Linked DNA regions of Mus musculus: region 2 is linked to region 1. Evidence: chromatin loops called from intact Hi-C (ENCODE). Cell type or tissue: gastrocnemius. All regions are shown on one strand. Links, peaks and the distances in the headings refer to the core of each region. The heading gives the core; the rest is flanking DNA.

Region 1 (9,134 bases), core at 619-8,618:
TTGTGGCTATCCTGGGTCCACTTCAATAGTTAATAATAATATCCTCATCTCAAGGTTCCTTTCTCATTATTATTTTTAGAGCTAAATCATTTTACTAAAAACATTATACACACACACACACATTTTTTCTTTTTCCTCCCCTAACTTCACCCAGATCCTACCTACCTACCTCCCTAACCATCCAACTTCATGCTTTTTCTCTTCCAAAAAAAAAGCAAAAGCAAAAACAAACAAAAACAAAAATCAAAACAAACTAAAAAAAGACAAAAATACCAACACACACACACACACATGCACACATGCACACGCACCATGGAGTCTGTTTTGTGTTGGCCAACTATTATTCTTGGGCATGAGGTCTGCCCTACAGTGTGGTTGATGTACCCAGTGACATTCCATTAGAGGAAAACGGATCTTCCCTTCTCTATCAGGTACTAATTGCAAATAGTTTCTTGGTTAGGAGTGGGACATGGTGTCCACTTCCCCTTCTCTGTGCTGGGAGTTTGTGGTTTGAACCTGTGCAGGTCATGCTGTCACAGTCTTGTGAGTTCACTTGTGCATTATCCTTGTTTTGTATTGAAGATGCAGTTGTCCTAGAGTTGTCCACCAACCCTGGCTCTTACAATCTTTCTATCTCCCCTTCTGCATAGATCCATGAGTCTTGAAGGGTAGAGGTTCCTAATTTAATCAACATCTGTGAAAGCTTTTCTTTGTCATGTGAGGAAAAGATTCTAAGTGTGTGTGTGTGTGTGTGTGTGTGTGTGTGTGTGTGTGTGTGTGAGGGAGAGAGAGAGAGAGAGAGAGAGAGAGAGAGAGAGAGAGAGAGAGTTAGTTTGTGGGCATTGTTCTGTCTACCACACCTATCATTTCCATAATCATTATCATGTTTTTTTTTTTACCCAGATACATTTAGTAGTTTAATGATTCACCATCCTTTATCAATAAAGTCATTAATTAAAGAGAGAGTTGTGGGTTGCTTTGGCAGTAATGATGAGTTAAAACCTCTCTGGTCAAAGTCTTATGTTCAAGATGTATTGCTTTGCACACAATTACAGAGTTATATGGAAGGTAACACATTGAGGGAGCTCAGGATAGAAAGAGATCAGAGAGGAGACTGAAGTCCCCCGCAAATAAGCTGGGAGACTGACAGGTAAGGAGAAGTGACCCCAAGAGATGCCATGCAGAAGATGGGATTTTCTATATCCCCATGAGTTCTTATTTGGGACAGATCCCTGTATCAACAGACAGATAATCACAGGATAAACAAACAAGGTTATTAATGTGTAGCTCACATTTGTGATGGCTAAGGAAATTCCATTTCATACCAGACTCCTACTATAGTAACCATTAGCCTCTGACCTAAATTCCTAAAAGCTCTGACCCCTTGTCCACCCCCCTCTAAGCTGTGTAACTGTTGTGAAATGATCAACCATTTGCTGTGGCTTCTGTAAATGCACATAGTTGCTGTGGACAGGGAATAGCAGTTTCTCCTGAAGCAGGGCATGAGGCAGTTCCCCTCACATAGCTGCAAAGAGAACAGGGGAAATGGGGCAACTCCTTATGTGTTATAAATTCCACAGAAGTGAAGTAATCGTGGTGTTCATTTGTAAACTCCCCCCCCCCCCATTTACTCAGGCAAAGCACATTTCTGCTTTGGCTTAGAAGCAGCTGCCCTTGTAGGACAAATAGTATATTTGGTTAATCATAATTTGAATTGAGTTGTGGTCTTTTCCTGAGGGTGTTAAACTCTATAACACTCTGCACAAGAGGAGGACAGACCAAGAAGTGACTTGCAGCAGTGGTTTAGAGCTCTGGTGTACACAATATTGTTAAACTGGGTTGAGTCTGGTCTAAAGCTATCTCTTTACTTGGGTGATAAAAATCACCTGTGCCTATGAACTATGCACCTTTGATATGTAAACATATTATAACAACCTGAGAACAAACCCTTATAGCCAAAGAAACTGAGTACCAGGCATGCCAGCCATACCTCAGCCAGCTAGAGCCTGCTAATTGATCAGACAAAAATGTCAGCAATAGCCAATCAGGGTTTGTTTCTCTGTGCCACTTCTTTTTCTTGGGGGGCGGGGTGGGATTGATTATTGAATGAAGAACCCAGCATTTGGTAATTCTTCCTCTCCATACCTTTTCTTTGCCTAAATCACCTTTGTTAATGGTCTTAATTTTTCTAACAGTATTTTCAAAACAGAAGTATTAGCAAAACCAAAAGGAGGCCTTAGGGTTTAGGTGACCCAAGTAAGAGAACTTTTGCATTCAAGTCAAACAGCATGTTTTCCAGCAGGTGCTAGGCAGGAGACTTATGCATCATTTATCCAGAACTGAGCACTAGTAAAACTCTAAGTAATTTTTACTACTTTTTCACATAATGTAGCTGGACACTGTTTATTGGTGTAGGTTTTTCTGTTTTTTTTTGTTTTGTTTTGTTTTTTTTGTTGGTGGTGTTTTGGTTTTTTTTCCCCTAGGGATTGAACCTAGGCTCTTGTTTATGCTGGGCAAACATTGTGTCACTGAACTAAAGCCAAAAAAATTGAACTAACTAACTAAGTAAAAAACACCATAAAACCACGTAAAAGTTCTACATGTGTACCTCCTGAGAAGCCCTCAGAGTGATAAGGATTGAAGAGTCCAAGAAGATAGGGCTTAGAGGAAGACAAACAATTGCTTTTGGAAATAGAAATGAATGTATAATAAAAGGGTTGGCATATTCATACATGCTACAACATGACAAAACTTACATTAAATGACAGCAGTTATTCAGAAAAGACAATGCATTAGTCAATGTTGTTTATATGAAGTATCTGTAATAGGCAGATTTATAAAGGTCAAAAATAGATTTGGGTGTAGGTCACAAGGGAGGAACATAGTGAGCAGTGCTAATGGGTGTGGGAAAGTGGTAATAAAATGTTCCAAAGTGACAGTGTGGAACTGATTCCACGAGTGTGTGACTATGTTTTAAAACATTGGATGGCATACTTTAAACGATATGATTTACAGAATGGGACCTATCTCAATGAGCGTTTTTTCCATAAAGAACAAGTTTAATTCATAGAAATGTAATTACTTCTCTTTAGAGATGTCTCTAAATGGAAGTTTCTAGGCTTGATGATTTTCTAGATTTCTAGATTTCTAGTTCAAACGGTGACAAACTGCTCCTTTACTGAACATTTCCTGGACAAGCTTCGGGCAGGAACCCTTGCATGAGTGACAGGCCCCAGTCCGCCCTCGGTAGGCCCCCAGCCCTTAACACAATCTAAACATACTGACCTTGGTTTTTCGTTTTTGTTTTTGTTTTCTTTTTTTTTTTTTTTTTCAGGGAACAGTGTCTGCTTTATTATGTATAAACAACCACTTACATAGTGCAAGCCTATCAACTGACTGATTAGTGCATTACCTCAGCTTGGACGGTGGGCATTCAGACCTCCAGGGTCCCTAGGCCTAAGAAGCATATCAAAGCAGACGTGGGGAGTGCAGACTTGTCTGCAGGCCAGCGATCAGCTGCTCTACTTCAGAATCCAGTGTTCTGACTGCAGCAGCACGCTGAGCCTTGCTTCTTATTTAGAAGGCCAGTGTGCCACCATGTAAGCTGGCCACCAGGTAATGCCTGCATTTTCTCCTGCATGGGCTGACTGAAGTAAGTGTGTCACTGAAGGTAGGATCTGCTCGAAACATTTCTAGTTCTCCCTCCCCCTCCCCCTCTCTCCTCCCCTATCCTCCTCCCCCTCTCCCCCCACCTCCCATCTCTGCTTTGTGCTTTACAATCTTGAGTTCTCAAGTTGATGTTCCTATCGTACCATGCTGTCTACAATGATGATGCCATTGTCCCTCTGAAACCGTAAATGCTCATAAACTCTATATTTTTGGGCCTTCGTGCTTGTGCATATGGATACCTGTTCTTGTTAACTGAGGTATGTCCACACAGGATACAGTTTTTAATTCTTCAAAACTCACCCTGAGAAAGGCTCTGGGCTACACTGGGATCCCAAACACCCAGTGTAGTCACAGGCAGGAAAAAAAAGGGGGGGGGCTTTCTATTGACTTAAATCTGAATCTGAATGCTCCTCTCTGGATGGCACTCCATAATACATAAGAAAGAGGCTTGGAAATCTTACTGACAAGAACAGTTGTCTACCTTTATCCACAAAAAATAAATCCCAATGCTCCCCACCATGAATGTCTAAAATTCCATCCATTCTTTCATCCCCCATACGTACACAATACACATAGGCACATGGGTTGGCAAGAACAAGATGGAGTGAACCCTCATCATGCCTAATTTTAATAGTATGTGCTTTAAGACATGAATTATCTCTGGATTTTCCTGTTTAATATTTTCTTTTTGGACCACAGGTAGGATGAGACTACAGAAAGTCAGGTCTGGATAGATAGGGTTGCCATATGTCTTAGCAAGTATTCTATTGCTGTGTAGAGACGCCGTGACCATGGCAACTCTTATAAAGGAAAGAAAGCATTTAACTGGGGACTTGCTTACAGTTTCAGAAGTCTGGTATATTATCAGCATTGCAGGAAGCATGGTGACACATTGGTAGACATGGTCCTGGAGGAGCTGAGAGTTCTACAACCAGATCAGCAGGCAGCAGGCAGGAGAAAGACACTGGGCTTGGCTTGAGCGTTTGAAATCCCAAAGCCCACACCAGTGACACAGTTCCTCCAAGGAGGCCTCATCTGCTCCAACAAAGCCTCATCTCCTAATCCATTGGAATCCACACCCTAATGATTAAGCATTCAAGTATATGAGCCTGTGGGGGCCATTCCTGTTCAAACCACCACACCATAATATCATCTGCTCCATAAAACCAGCAAATGAATGTATTATTTCAGAAAATCTTCCCAATCTTAATAAAGATGTTAAGTGTGGGGATTTGGGGTATTGAAAGCCTTGTGGGGAACCAGCAAGTCTGCGGGATGCAGTAGTACAGTGTGTGAATATGATCGTGTGTTAGTTTCTCTTCTCATAGATGTAACAAAGTGGCTCCCAAAAGCCACTTAGAGAAGGAAGGCTTTATTGGGAACACAGTCCATCAGTGTGGAGAGAAGGAAGCCTTTATTGGGAACACAGTCCATCAGTGTGGAGAGTCACTAACAGGATCTTCCCATGCCACTTGTGTCTGTGGTCAGCAAGTAGAGAAGAATGTTGGTGCCATCTTTACATCCTAGCTCACAGGATGGTGTTGCCCGCAGTTGCATGCACTTTCTTCAGGTTGGACATCCTCCCAGGCCTGGTTAACAGATGTGTCACCTGGCGATTCCAAATCCAGTCACATCCACAATGACGATTAGCCACCACAGTCAGGTCTCAATGGCAAATGTTAGGAGCCGACAGAGTGTTGAAAGTCAGTCAGCGCTGGGAGAGCTGAGGTCCTCTGGAGAGAGGCACATTTAAGATTTTATATCAAGTGCTGTGTAGAGAGTTTGGAGGGAAGCAAGGAGGAGAGAAGTACTGTATCAGGGCTCAGCTGTCTTGGGAGATCCTGAGAGAGAAAAAGACACAAATTACAGATATGTCTGGCAAACCACACAAGAGCAATGTGTTCTGTCTGTCACACTGTGGTTTTGTTTCTTTGAGGAAGAACTGGCTTCCCAGGCTAAGCATTAAATGCCTTTGACTTGGCATAATTTCCTCCTTTAGAAGTCTCACTCAGAGGAAGCTGGGCACAGGCAACAAGCAGGGAGCCCTCGGCTTTGACTTTTTCTTTTTTGTCCTCTTAACTCGGCACTTTCCTTTGGGACAGTGTTTCTGGTTTGGTTTTGGTTTCTAACTACATTTACCTCTTTCTCTCTCTCTCTCTGTGCTCATGTCTCTCTCTTCTCTCTGTCTTTCTCTGTGTCTGTGTCTGTCTCTCTTCTTTCTGTGTCTGTCTCTGTCTCTGTCTGTGTCACTCTGTCTTGGTCTCTGTCTCTCTGTCTCTGTCTCTGTGTGTGTGTGTGTGTGTGTGTGTAAAATCTACAAGAGTTGATTGATTCTCTCCTTCCACCATATGTGTTCCAGAGACTGAACTTAAATCGTCAGACTTCACAGCAAGCGCCTCTACACACTGAGCCATGTTAGCTGTCCTGTGGTTTCCTTTAAAATTCACGCAAAAGTTTATAGTTCTTGTAAAATGCTTTTAGTTTAGACACACACAGACGGAGATTCAGTGTAATAAACCTGGTGCCTTCACTCTGGTGTTGATGATTGGCATGGTGCCTACTCTCTACATTTCCTCCTCCTCCTCCTCTTCTTCCTCCTCCTCCTCTTCTTCCTCCTTCCTCCTCTTTCTATTTTTTCTCCTGCATATTTAAAAGCAAATTCCATGCACACTGCTCTTCCACACTTTGTGTTTAGTGCATCTCTGAGAAGGGATTCTAACCATTTACTGTTATCACACATAAGTGGCAACAGTTCACCCCTATCCTTTAGTACCTAGCTCATATTTGAAGTTTCTGGAATGTTTAATAAATGTCCTTCTTAAAGGTGGGTTTTCTCCAATTCAGATGTCCATACAACAGCCACATGCTCTCTTGCTATTTTTCCTTCCAGTTGATTAAAAACAAATCCTGGATTTGATTGCTGCTTCATGGTGTCAGCACTGTTTAACAGCCACCTACTTCTGCCCTGAACATAAGTTGGAAAGATTTTATGTTCTGTTTGTTCCAGTTCTTGAATTGGTGGCTGGTCCTGGTAGCATCCTGAATCATTCGTGGAAAATAGCAGTTCTTGGATTCATGGAAGCTTTTCTTTTAATATCCCGGCTCTCTCACACTTCCAGCTGATGATGTCAGTGGTGTTGATTGTTGTCTGGCTGTTTACCTAACTGAGAAAAATGTTGGCTTTTCTATCGCATGGCTGTTTTCTGACTCTGTCATTCCTTAGGCTTGGAAACTGGCTTTGCAGAATAACTAATAATTTGGAATGACCGTTCCTTTATCAAGCAGGGCTACTTGGTTCTATTCAAGAAAAACAGGTTTAATACCGAACATTTTCATACCAGTCAGTACAAGGAGCTGTGACTCTCGCTTCCTCTAATGGTGAAGAATAAAATAGTTTTCTTTCTCCACTTTACAAAGTAGGTCTATGAGCATAGAGGTGACGCTATGTATTTATTTTTAGTTATGTATATGTGTGCATTTCTGGGAATGCACCCCATATGTATTAAGGTGCTCAGGGGGGTCTAAGGAGAGCAGCAAATCTCTCCGAGAGGTGGAGTGACAGCGGTTGCGAGCTGCCAGATGTGGTGCTGGGAATTGAACGTGGGTCCCCTGGAAAGCAGGAAGTGCTATTAACCGCTGAGCCATCTCTCCAGCCCCAGCGTATGGGTTTTATATACCCAATATATTATAGTTTGTTGCACCCATCCCTTCCCCAAGTTCCACTGTCAAGTCATGTGGTCACCGAGCCTGCTTCCAGTGGGTTTCTGTATTCTGTAGGTATTTTCCTTGACTTCTGGAAAAAGAGGTCATGGTTGTATGACTTGCCTTTGGTCTGAAACCAGCTATCGCTGTAGGGAAACAGTTCTTTATACAGGAAATTATTTTTGAAGACATGATTTAGGCACTACACATGTTGCTGCTATTATATTGTTACCTTTTTTTTTTAAGTTGTGCAGTTGGCATAGGTGAAAAAATACATATCCTTAAATATAAGCATTTTTCAGAGACCACAGCAATATTTAAATTTTTATGTGTATGTATGTTTTGTTCCTATGTATGTCTGTGTGCTGCACACAGGTAGTATTTATAGAGACCAAATGAGGGCACTGGATCCCTGGGAACTCTGGTTATAGACAATTGTAAGCTTCCCTGTGGATGCTGGGAATAGAACCTGGGACCTCTGGAAGAGCAGCCAGTGCTCTTAACCACTGAGGTACCTCTCCAGCTCCTATAGTAATACCTTTAAATGAAATTACATTACAGGGTTTTTACTAACCTGATTGTTTTTCTTGTTCTTTCTTTACCTGAAAAAAACAGTATTTACAACTGGCAGTAAAACCAGTATTACAACATACAATAATTTGCTTTATTTCATTATATACACAAACTAGTTCAAGCAGACTTGTAAATAAGACATCTGGTATATGTTCAAATATGGTTGTGGCCTAATTTGTCCTTATACCTACCAGGAACTTACAGTAATCATAATTTGAAGGTATCTGGTATAATTCATTTTTTTTTACATGATCTTGTTACTCATTTGGTCATTGATTTATGTCAGTTGATTATTTTGGTAGATTTCTTAGAATTTTCTAAAATGTATAAAATTTATGACTCTAAAATCTTTCACAGTAATCTCCTCCTAGAAATCTTGCCTCAAACATTACTGTTTCTACATGTTTTTTATTTAACTCCTTTTGTGTTTCACTTGGAAAATATAAAACACTTACATGCACACACACACACACACACACACACACTAAATAAATGTGATAAAAGATGCACTTTATAATATGTCACAGTGTTAACACTTTTGTTCCCACCCTCAGTGAACTTTCTCCATACTCAGCACACACTCTGACACTGAGACATACCCGCAACCTCATAACACCAACTTTCATATAAACAAAGAGGGAAATACAAAGTGCTCAATAACTGTGTATAGCCTATACAGTCCATGATTGCATATGACTTTCGTCCATTATATTGGATTTCTGTTTACTGTAAGCTATGAGGGGATATTTTGGTGTCATATATTTTCACAGTTTTGATGGCTTCCAGAGCTGCATGAGCAGTGACAAGTGGCTTAGTGGGTGAAGGCTCTTCCTTTCAAGCTTGGAACTCACATGTAGGAGAGAGCCTGTTCCCAAAGTTGTCCTTCTGACCTCCCTACACACACACACACACACACACACACACACACACACACACAGACACACACAGACACACACACACTTGCACGCGCACGTGCACACGTGCACACACATACCAAATACAATTTTTAAAATTCCTACATTCCTTTATCATCGTTTAGATTGTTTTGGGTTTGACACTTTTCTAAAAGAAAAACCTAATTCTTGCAATACTACTCGAATCCACTAGATGGCAATGCAGCATAGCAACTTGCTTTGTGGCCTTTAAGCCTCTGAACTCTTTTGATAGCCAAAAGAACATTTTTAAAATCC
Region 2 (9,134 bases), core at 607-8,606, 280 kb after region 1:
ATGGACTAGCAGCTGTGTTGACCATTTCTTCTGTTCAGCACCACTGTGAGTTGAGAGGTAGAGAAAAGTCTGTCTTTAAACATTTATTTTTTAAATAGCATACATACAGAGTATTAGGTTTCATTATGGAACTAAAACAATTTTTAAGTATGTGAGTAAAACTGTAGCTGTCTTCAGACACACCAGAAGAGGGCATCAAAGCTCATTATTGATGGTTGTGAGCCACCATGTGGTTTCTGAGAATTAAACTCAGGACCTCTGGAAGAGGAGCCCATGCTCTTAGCCACTGACTATGTCTCCAGTCCCCCACTAAAACAATTTTTAAAAAAATTCTTTCCCTTACTTTTTCTTCTGACCCCCTGAGTGCCTGACCCCCTGACCCTCTGTGGCCCTCCCAGCTCCTTTTCTTATATGCTGCATGTGTCTTATTATCATCCCCTCACTTCTTCAGGGCTTCCCTGGCCATGCTCTTCTTTCAAGTTTCATAGCCTGCACTCAGACTCTCGAGCACCGATATGCACACATGTAAACATTAAAAAGCTAAGTGGCACATGTGAGAGAGAACATGGGACATCGACCTTTCTCCATTTGTGTTACCTTGCTTAATGCTTTTTCCTATCCATCCATTTTCTCACAAATTTTATACTTTCACTTGTCTTTGCAGGTGGATGCAACCCCACTGTGCCTAAGGAGTACACTTTTATTATCTGTTCATCTGACAATGGACACATAAGCTGCTTCCATGTGCAGGAATCTCTGTGGCAGGGACCTGGTAATTTGAGCTCTTCAAATGCTAATGGAGATCTTGAAATGAAAGAAGTTCTACTGGAGTTGGACGTGTCTCAAGGAAGAGAGAAGAAAGATGTTTCTAAGTGTGGGTTCAAATATTCATTGCAGAGGGTCTAGTGGGGAGTGAGAGTTGGAACACAGAATATATATTTCCAGAGAACAAATCAGATAATACAGAGGTAGTGAAATGTCTGACTTCTCTTCACGCTGAAGTCAGATCTGAACATCTATTGAACTCCAGTGAGAAGGCTGAGTGTGTTAAGTTTAGGTTGTTGCTTTCCATGTTCTTAGAGCTTATACCCACTGTGCCTCTGGAAGACACTAATGTGAAGGAAGAAGAAGTCGGAAGGGGAAGAGGGAAAGGAAAGAGAAGAGAAGAAAGGAAGGAGGGAGGGAGAGAAGAAGGGAAGGAGGAAAGGAGGAGGGAGGGAGGGAGGAAAGATGGATAAGGAATATTCAGGACTGAGGAATGGAGAAATAGCTTCTCCGTGGCTGCAGTTCCCTTTCAGTTAAAAAGTTTCCCATTGCAAATTGAGGCCATTATTTCCAAATTATCTATACGAGGTTTACAGGTCAAATACACAGATTCTGGTGTACAGCAGCTGAGCACGGGCTTTCGTGCCGTCACTGTGGGCTCTGAGGCAAAGAACTTACCATGCTGTGTCCCACTTTCCTTTCCTCCAAAACAGGCAGGACAATATTCCTGTTCTCATGGAGGTTTCCAGGAGGATTAAATGTGTTTCTCTCAGTGATGGGCCTGGAACTGCAGCTGACGCATGCGTATGGTAACCATGGAGCTGCCTACACCAGTGGTCAACAGAACACCTCAGGTGAGCAACCTGGAAAGCTGATCTGAAACACAGGTAAGACTTTGCTTCGTGTTTTAAGAGCAAATTGTGATGAGCATTGTCTCATTAAATCTTAACAAAGGCTGGGCTTCATTCCACCACATGAGCACGAGCCCATTCTTGCCTGAATTTTATAAATGAGACAAAACAAAACAAATAAAACAGATGTGTTACCAAGGACACACACACACACACACACACACACACACACACACACACACACCTGTTCCCTATAATGGCAAGTACCTTGGGAGTATCAGATTCATTCTTTATGTAGTAACAATGACTGTCCTGCCCTAGGCATAGAAATGGAAGAGGAAGCCTTAAATAGAAAGGAATGATGGGGGTGGAGTACACTACACAAATAAATAAAACAAAAGTCATCTGCTATTGATCCATGGAGTTTCGTGAGTATAACATATCACCTATATCTGTTTTTGTTTTTTTTGTTTTTTGTTTTTTTGTTATTGTTGCTAATACAGTAGGAGTTAAGCTTTGGGTAGATTTTTAAGATCAATTGGACTAGCACCACATCAGGGGAAACAAAAAACCAGAAAGGGTAGAACAAAAATGGTAGGACAAATATGGCATTTTCTGTGTTGTATATACCCCTGATGGCTTCCTAGGCAATCCTTCAGCCACAGTGCAGGAGCATCGCCCACACACAGGCAAGGTTTCATTTTCTGTGTTTCTTCAGCTGAATCCTAAACCAGTTAATTCCACTTCTGTACCATGTGAAAAATACCAGGAAACATATTTTTAGGGGGACCAATCTTATCATTTGCCTAATAATTCTGAAACGAATACCCATGAGGGACAGTGTTAGAAGGCAGGCTCAGATGCACACACGCAGGCAGAGATAGACTTTCATGCTGTCACACAGCAGAAGGAAACGGAAGGCTGGTTGCTTTGTAACAGCAGTCAACTGTTGTCTCCTAACAAAGGCTAAAAAACAATGTTAAAATGACTGTTGGAGCAGTCCTGTGACATTGCTATTCAGATCTACAGCCTAGGGTACAATGCAGTGCTTCTTACCCTGTGTATCACAACCCCCCAAAGACCACCGGAAAACACAGATATTTACATTACAATTCATAACAGCAGCAAAATTATGGTTATGAAATAGCAATGAAAATAATGTTATGGCTGGAGGAACCATAATACATGAGGAAGAGTATTAAAGGGTTGTGGCACTAGGAAGGCTGAGAATCACTGAGTTTTGACATTAGGGTTTCCACCTTCAATATCCCTCTACATCGTTGTACAGCTGCATAGCACATATGAAACAAACACATGTACATATAATGGAAACATGTTTTCTGTAGGTGCCCTGCTTTTTCTTGGTTCACAGCACGTGGCGGCTCAAGTCTTTATGGAAATGGTTCCACATCAAATCCACACAGTGAATGTGCAGTGTATTCAAAGCTGTCTAGGCGATGTCTCTTTCTCTTAAGCTTGCTTTTGCCCCTCCCAGCCTCTCCTTCCTGCAGACTGCTTGCTCCATCCTGAAGGACCTGGCATCCAGACGCTAGAAATGATTGTTCTCTACAATGCTAAACACAACCCACATGCCTACCTAGGCTTCCTCTACCTAAAATTCCCACTCATTTGTTGTATTTCTGTTCTACTGATTGCTACCATCAAAATCCCTTGAGTTTCATCTCAAACCTGCCTCAGTCTTCCCAGACACCAAGAGGCAGTGCTTTCTTCTAATGCATGCACCATTGAACTACATACTATTGAACATTTGAGACAGTTTACCACACTGACTCTTTGGCTCCTGTTTTCTCCTCAGACTATGAAGAGTCACCCATCAAATATGCCACAGTAAAGATGGGGACTAAGCCAAGTTGTATTCTGGCGCTACCTAGAAACTACTCTAACTATATTTTCTATAACTTACAAATACATCAAGGGCACGTTTCTTTCTTCCAGTCCTTAAGGCTATAGGGTAGACATGTTTTACCCATGTGTGTGTAGGCATTTTAAGCAAGCATCGAACACACCACCTGCATTTTCACCCTTAGCTTTTATTCTTTATGCTTCTTGTCACCAGCGCATTCCCATGTAGGGTCTGGAGTGTCTGGGGCCCAGGCAGGTCCTGGCATGGCCTTCGGACCCAAAGCCTCTATTAAATAAATAGGTAAACAGAGGCTGTAAAGAACAGGTCCAGTTGAAAGTGGTCTGAATTCTTTACTCTCTCCCTCCAGGAAGCAATTTTGCAGCACTTAATTCAGAGTCCACACCCAGCAAGTGCTTAAACACGTTTTCTTACAGCCATTTCACCTCATTTTATTCCAATAAGGAGGTTTAAAAAGCCATCTCCTTCCCTTCGTCCCTCCACCTCTGCCCTTTCCGTTCCTGTCTTTAATGAGTTTTTAGTGTTTTAGTTAACATTGCAAACCTGATAGTGACACAGAGTCTGAACAGAACAAGCAGAGTGGCTTAGAGGGTGCGGTGCGTGGTTTCTGTTTTGTTAGCTCATACTGCCCTCTTCTGGTCACTGAGCAGATTTAAAACTTGGCTGGGTAGAAAAAACAAAAAACAACCAACACCCCTCCTCTAAACTAAAAAACCAACCTAACTAACTAACTAACTAACTAACTAACTAACTAATTAAAACCATGAAGAAAACTGTGCAAAGAATAAGTGACAGTGTACAGGGAAATAAAATCTTTCCATATGAATAACCATGACATGAAAATATGCAACACCACTGCCTATGTGTGACTAAGTAACATTTTTTGTTGTTGTTGTTATTCTTAAAATCCAAAATACTGCTGTCTTCTCATTTTTGTCTCTTTGTCATTTTTACGTGGGTAAATTCATGCAATCTGTTGAGAAGAACGTCACTGGAATGGCTTAGGGGTTCTCTTCCTTGTTCCAGCTCCCCTGAAAGCTTGTGGGGATAGGGCAGTTTGCTCTGTAACCAGCGGTGTGGTGTCTTGCCTGGGCTCATTAGTTAGGTGAACAGGGTCCAGGAGCCTTCTCAGCTCTCAGCTGTACTTCATCTGCTTGCGGCTGGAGCGATACCTGCTCTGCCTTCCTTATCAAGGATAACAGAAATAGAATGAAGACACAGCCTATGATGTTTATCTACAAATAAACGCACTGTTGTTATTTTTAATTAGTGTGTGTGTGTGCGTGCACGTGTGCATGTCTGAGTGTGTGTATGTGTGTGTGTGCGTGCACGTGTGCGTGTCTGAGTGTGTGTGTGTGTGTGTGTGTGCGTGCACGTGTGCGTGTCTGAGTGTGTGTGTGTGCGTGCACGTGTGCATGTCTGAGTGTGTGTGTGTGTGTCTGAGTGTGTGTGTGTGTGTATGTATGTGTGTGTGTGTGTGTGTGTATGTGTGCGTGCACGTGTGCGTGTCTGTGTGTGTGTGTGTGTGTGTGTGTATGTGTGTGTGTGTGTGTGTGTGTGTGTGTGTGTGTGTGTGTGTGTGTGTAGGTCAGAGAACACCTTGCAAGCATCAGTTCCCTCCTGATATTTGACATTAGGGATATTGAAGGTGGAAACCCTAATGTCAAAACTCATTGATTCTCAGCCTTGCTACTGCCACAACCCTTTAATACTGTTCCTCACGTATTATGGTTCCCCCAGCCATAACCCCCATGTGGGTTCTGTAAATCTAACTTGGGTCATCAGGCTTAGTGGACACCTTTACCCACTGAGCAATTAGTTTGCCCAAGAAGACATTTGCAATACGGATTTTAGGTGTTATAGTTCCCAGTGAAGTTCAGCTTCATTAAAAACCAAACCAAACCAAACCAAAAAAAGAAAAAATCCTTGCTATTTTAAGATAATGAAAGTATGTTGATAGCTATAGATCTAAAACGACAAAATTTCAGCCTTTCCTTTCCTGGAACTCTTTAGGAGAACAAAGACAAATGACTTTCCTGAACGATTTCCAACACAATCTTAGGGAAAGACAGGGTGTTTCCTTAATACTCAGAGAACACTGAAAGCCCAAGAATACTGTTGTAAACACAGACTTAGTGTTGTATTTAATGATAGCTTGTAGTCATCTGATAGATTTTGTATCTTTAAAAGAAAAACAAAACCTCACTGCTGACTGACTGTACACTATGGCTGTGCAGAATGGAGTAACGCACCTTAGCACTGCATGCCCACAGAAGAATCCTGTGCATCATTCGATCTAGCAAGGACAGAAACTGAGGCTTAGGAAAGTTGAAAAGCTTGCCCACGGTTATATGATTATTAAATGGTAGGATCTAAGCTAAAGCTGGCTTGGCCCAACGTCTTTGTGCCAGCAAAGGTACTTGCCACCAAGCCCGAGGACCTGAATTCAGACCCTGGGACCCACATGGTGGAAAGAGAGAACTTAATTCCAGCAAGTCATCCTCTGGCCTCCACACATGCTTCCTGGCAAGTGAACACACACACACACACACACACACACACACACACACACACACTCATACACACACAAATAATTAAATAATAAAAATGTCAAAAGGAAAGGTGAAACCTTGGAGTCAAACAACTGCTTGATTTTGATTGATCTCTATTTGTCTATGCTAAATCTGTCGCGCCTACACTTTACATTGTGTCTGTTAGCTTATGGGAAATGAAATGCTCTTACCAAATAAACCGGGGAAATGTATATTCTGTTTATAAATTTGAAAGCGATATGGCGTTTTCACTTTTGTCTTTTAAGTGATGTAAACTTATCTAAGAATGTTTTTCAAAATGAGGAATAAAGAATTGAAGAGCAATGAGCTCACACAATCATGTGATGTTTGAAGAAGCTCAGGTCTTGGGCTGCTTTCTCTAAAGGATGCATACGCTATCCTTGATCTAAAGCTGACGTGATATATAAACATAACGTTGAACTAGTAAAGAACATATGTTTAAGAAACTTCACGTGTGCTATGTCTTCATGTGACATAAACAGTGACTTCAGATACCTTGGTTAGGGCCATTGCCTAGCCACAGCAGGACCTTGATACCTCTATATTGCAACAGTGTTGACCAGACTAAGGAGCTGGGGCCCTGGCCAGTTCAAAAATCTATCCATAGTCTCCCATTCTTCATCCACCACCTTCTCAGAAGGGCGTTCTGGATACCAGTCTGAGGCTGAGGCTGACATTACCTCTGAGGTTCAGGATCCTGACAGGGTATCAGACTCTGCAGTTTCTTCTTGTAAACCATCCTCAAAGTCTTCTACTTCACAAATTCAATATTCTTCTCACCCTCAACGTTCAAAAGAGCCAATAACCCCATCTACTGTAAATCTGAGTTGCAATCGGATCTTTAGAAGGTAAACACATCATTCTAGAACGCACTATTCATCGCTTACAATGCCTTGTAGCAGCCTCCCAGGAGGTCTCGTTTTCTCACTCCATCCCAATACACTGGGCATTGATAGGAATACAGAGATGAAAGGAAGTAGGAAGAAGTGGAGGGGAGGGGAGGGAGAGAATGGCAGACTGAACTGAAACCATTCACGAAGACAATCTAGTCAAAGGCAAGCTCAAGAGAAGTATATCTCTGTGGAAATCATCAGTGTTCAGAGCTGAGTAAGACTTGGCGGAAATGCTAAATACAACATGTACTTATGCTACTGAACATGGAGAGATCAAGATGGTGTTTAACTGGAAGCTGCACCACTACAGACCAGGGCTCGTGGTGCTGGAAGGTACTTGAGGAGAAAAGCGAATTTTCAGTCTCACCTAGCTTTAGACCCTGTGAGCTACAGTAAAAATCTGTCTGCAGGGCTGGAGAGCTGGCTCAGTGGTTAGGAGCACTGACTGCTCTTCCAGTGGTACTAAGTTCAATTCCCAGCAACCACATGGTGGCTCACGACCATGTATTGTGAGATCTGATGCCTGTTCTGGCACATAGGCATACATGCAGATAGAACACTCATATACATAAAGTAAATAAATCTTTTAAAAAATCTGTCTGCATAAGTGAACAAACATTTGATTAGATTTAAGGCCCACTACATGAGACAGAACCCATACTTGACACTGTCAATGAGACCATGAACTTGAGACTTTGTAGGTCATGGACCCTAGAGAAAACCTACTACTGTTACTCCATTAATACAGCATTAATCATGTACATTAATACAGCTATAAAATGACTCCTAGGAACATATTGCTATACTCATAGAACAGTGTATTGCTCAACCATTATCAGAGAAACTTCTTCTTGCTGTAGATATTAATTAAAACAGAAACCCACAGCTAGACAACATACAGACGGTCAGAGACTTTGTAGGACTCACCCCTACATGAGATGTCTTTATTAAAAAGGCCCACTGATGGATGTGGAAGAGGAGGTGGGAAGGTTGTAAGGACAGAGGTGGTATAAGACTCCATGGACTCTGTGAACACAACAAAGCTGATGTCCATGTGAACTCACAGAGGCCATGGCAACTCACATGAGACCTATACAAACTCAACGCAGGCAAAATTCTACCAAGAAGATGCTAAGTGAGAACAAAGTCTCAGTCCCAACTAAGACACTGTTTGAAATTGATAGCTGCTGGGGAAGGAAAATCGGTTTTGTTTGTTATTGTTGCTTTTCCAATGGAGTGACACTGGGTATCTCAACTACACTTCATGGCAGGGCTGAGGCTAAGGAGTAGTTAAACAACAGACAATGGACTCCATGTGTTTTTATGGGGTTGTTTTTGTTGTTGTTTTGTGCTTTTTGTTTTTTGTTGTTGTTGTTGGCTTAGTTTGATTTTGAGCCTTTTTTTTAAGAGAAAGAACATGAACTTGGGTGTGTAGGAAGTGGAAGGGTCTTGGAAGAGCTGGAGGAGGGAGAAGAATATGATCAAAATATATTATATGGGAAAAATAGAGTTGGTGGGACACCTCCTCTATTCCACCATGTGATTCTGGAGACTGAACTTGGGTCGTCAGATTTGGCTGGAAGTGTCTTTATTCCATGAGCCATCTTGCCAGCCACATGCTTTCCTTTAATGTGCGTGGCAAGCATCCACATACAGGTCTTGATACTTGCATAGCAAGCATTTTACTCATTAAGCTAATGCTCCCTCTCTCAACCCTCAAGCTCTTCCTCAGCAAGGATCACTATCCTCCAAAGATGTAAAGATGGAACTGGATAGGTTGATGTTGAACCTTATTCATTATCTGAGTAACATGACATATATGCTTAACCTGCAGCCCAGTTTCAGCCCACTAAGACATGATAATGGCACTGCTTTTATTTCAGAGGACTGTCGTGGTGCTCATGTTGTATGCAGCCGGAGCCTAAAAGATGGTGCCGGGCTCCAATACACCGTCGCCGTAAATAATACCACTGCGCAGGCGCTAGCCTGAATCTGGCGCCAACCCCTCCCAAGCGGGTGCATGCAAATTAAGGTGCCGGCAGACTGACCAATCCCAGGAGGACACAAAGTTTTCCCTGTGCTGGGGTGTATATAAGGAGTCCTTTCTGGGTTCCCAGGGTTCCCGTAGCATCGGGGCAATAAAGCTGTTGAGAAGAATCCGACCGTGTTG

Evidence for each region. Peaks named below come from ENCODE experiments on the same cell type or tissue, not always from the same donor. Only the 100,000 strongest peaks of a DNase experiment are listed, where the experiment ranks them.
Region 2: a loop joins it to region 1, with 3 times the contacts of the local background. A loop is called at or near these places in 30 of 42 quality-filtered maps.

The regions. Positions count from the first base shown.
Region 1 is chr10:19,518,880-19,528,013 of GRCm38, reverse strand. No RefSeq gene overlaps it. Among named protein-coding and RNA genes, the nearest start is that of Gm33104, 37 kb to the right of the region's middle. In gastrocnemius, for the core only: no CTCF peak of the experiment used is centred there; no DNase peak of the experiment used is centred there; H3K27ac peaks cover 1,597 bases.
Region 2 is chr10:19,235,183-19,244,316 of GRCm38, reverse strand. Gm40607 (a long non-coding RNA gene) reads left to right here and starts at 764. Exons shown (of 3, transcript XR_871478.1): 1 at 764-874; 2 at 1,479-1,652; 3 at 8,848-9,006. In gastrocnemius, for the core only: a CTCF peak has its summit at 4,128 (motif pointing left); a DNase peak (open chromatin) is centred at 4,095; H3K4me3 peaks cover 205 bases.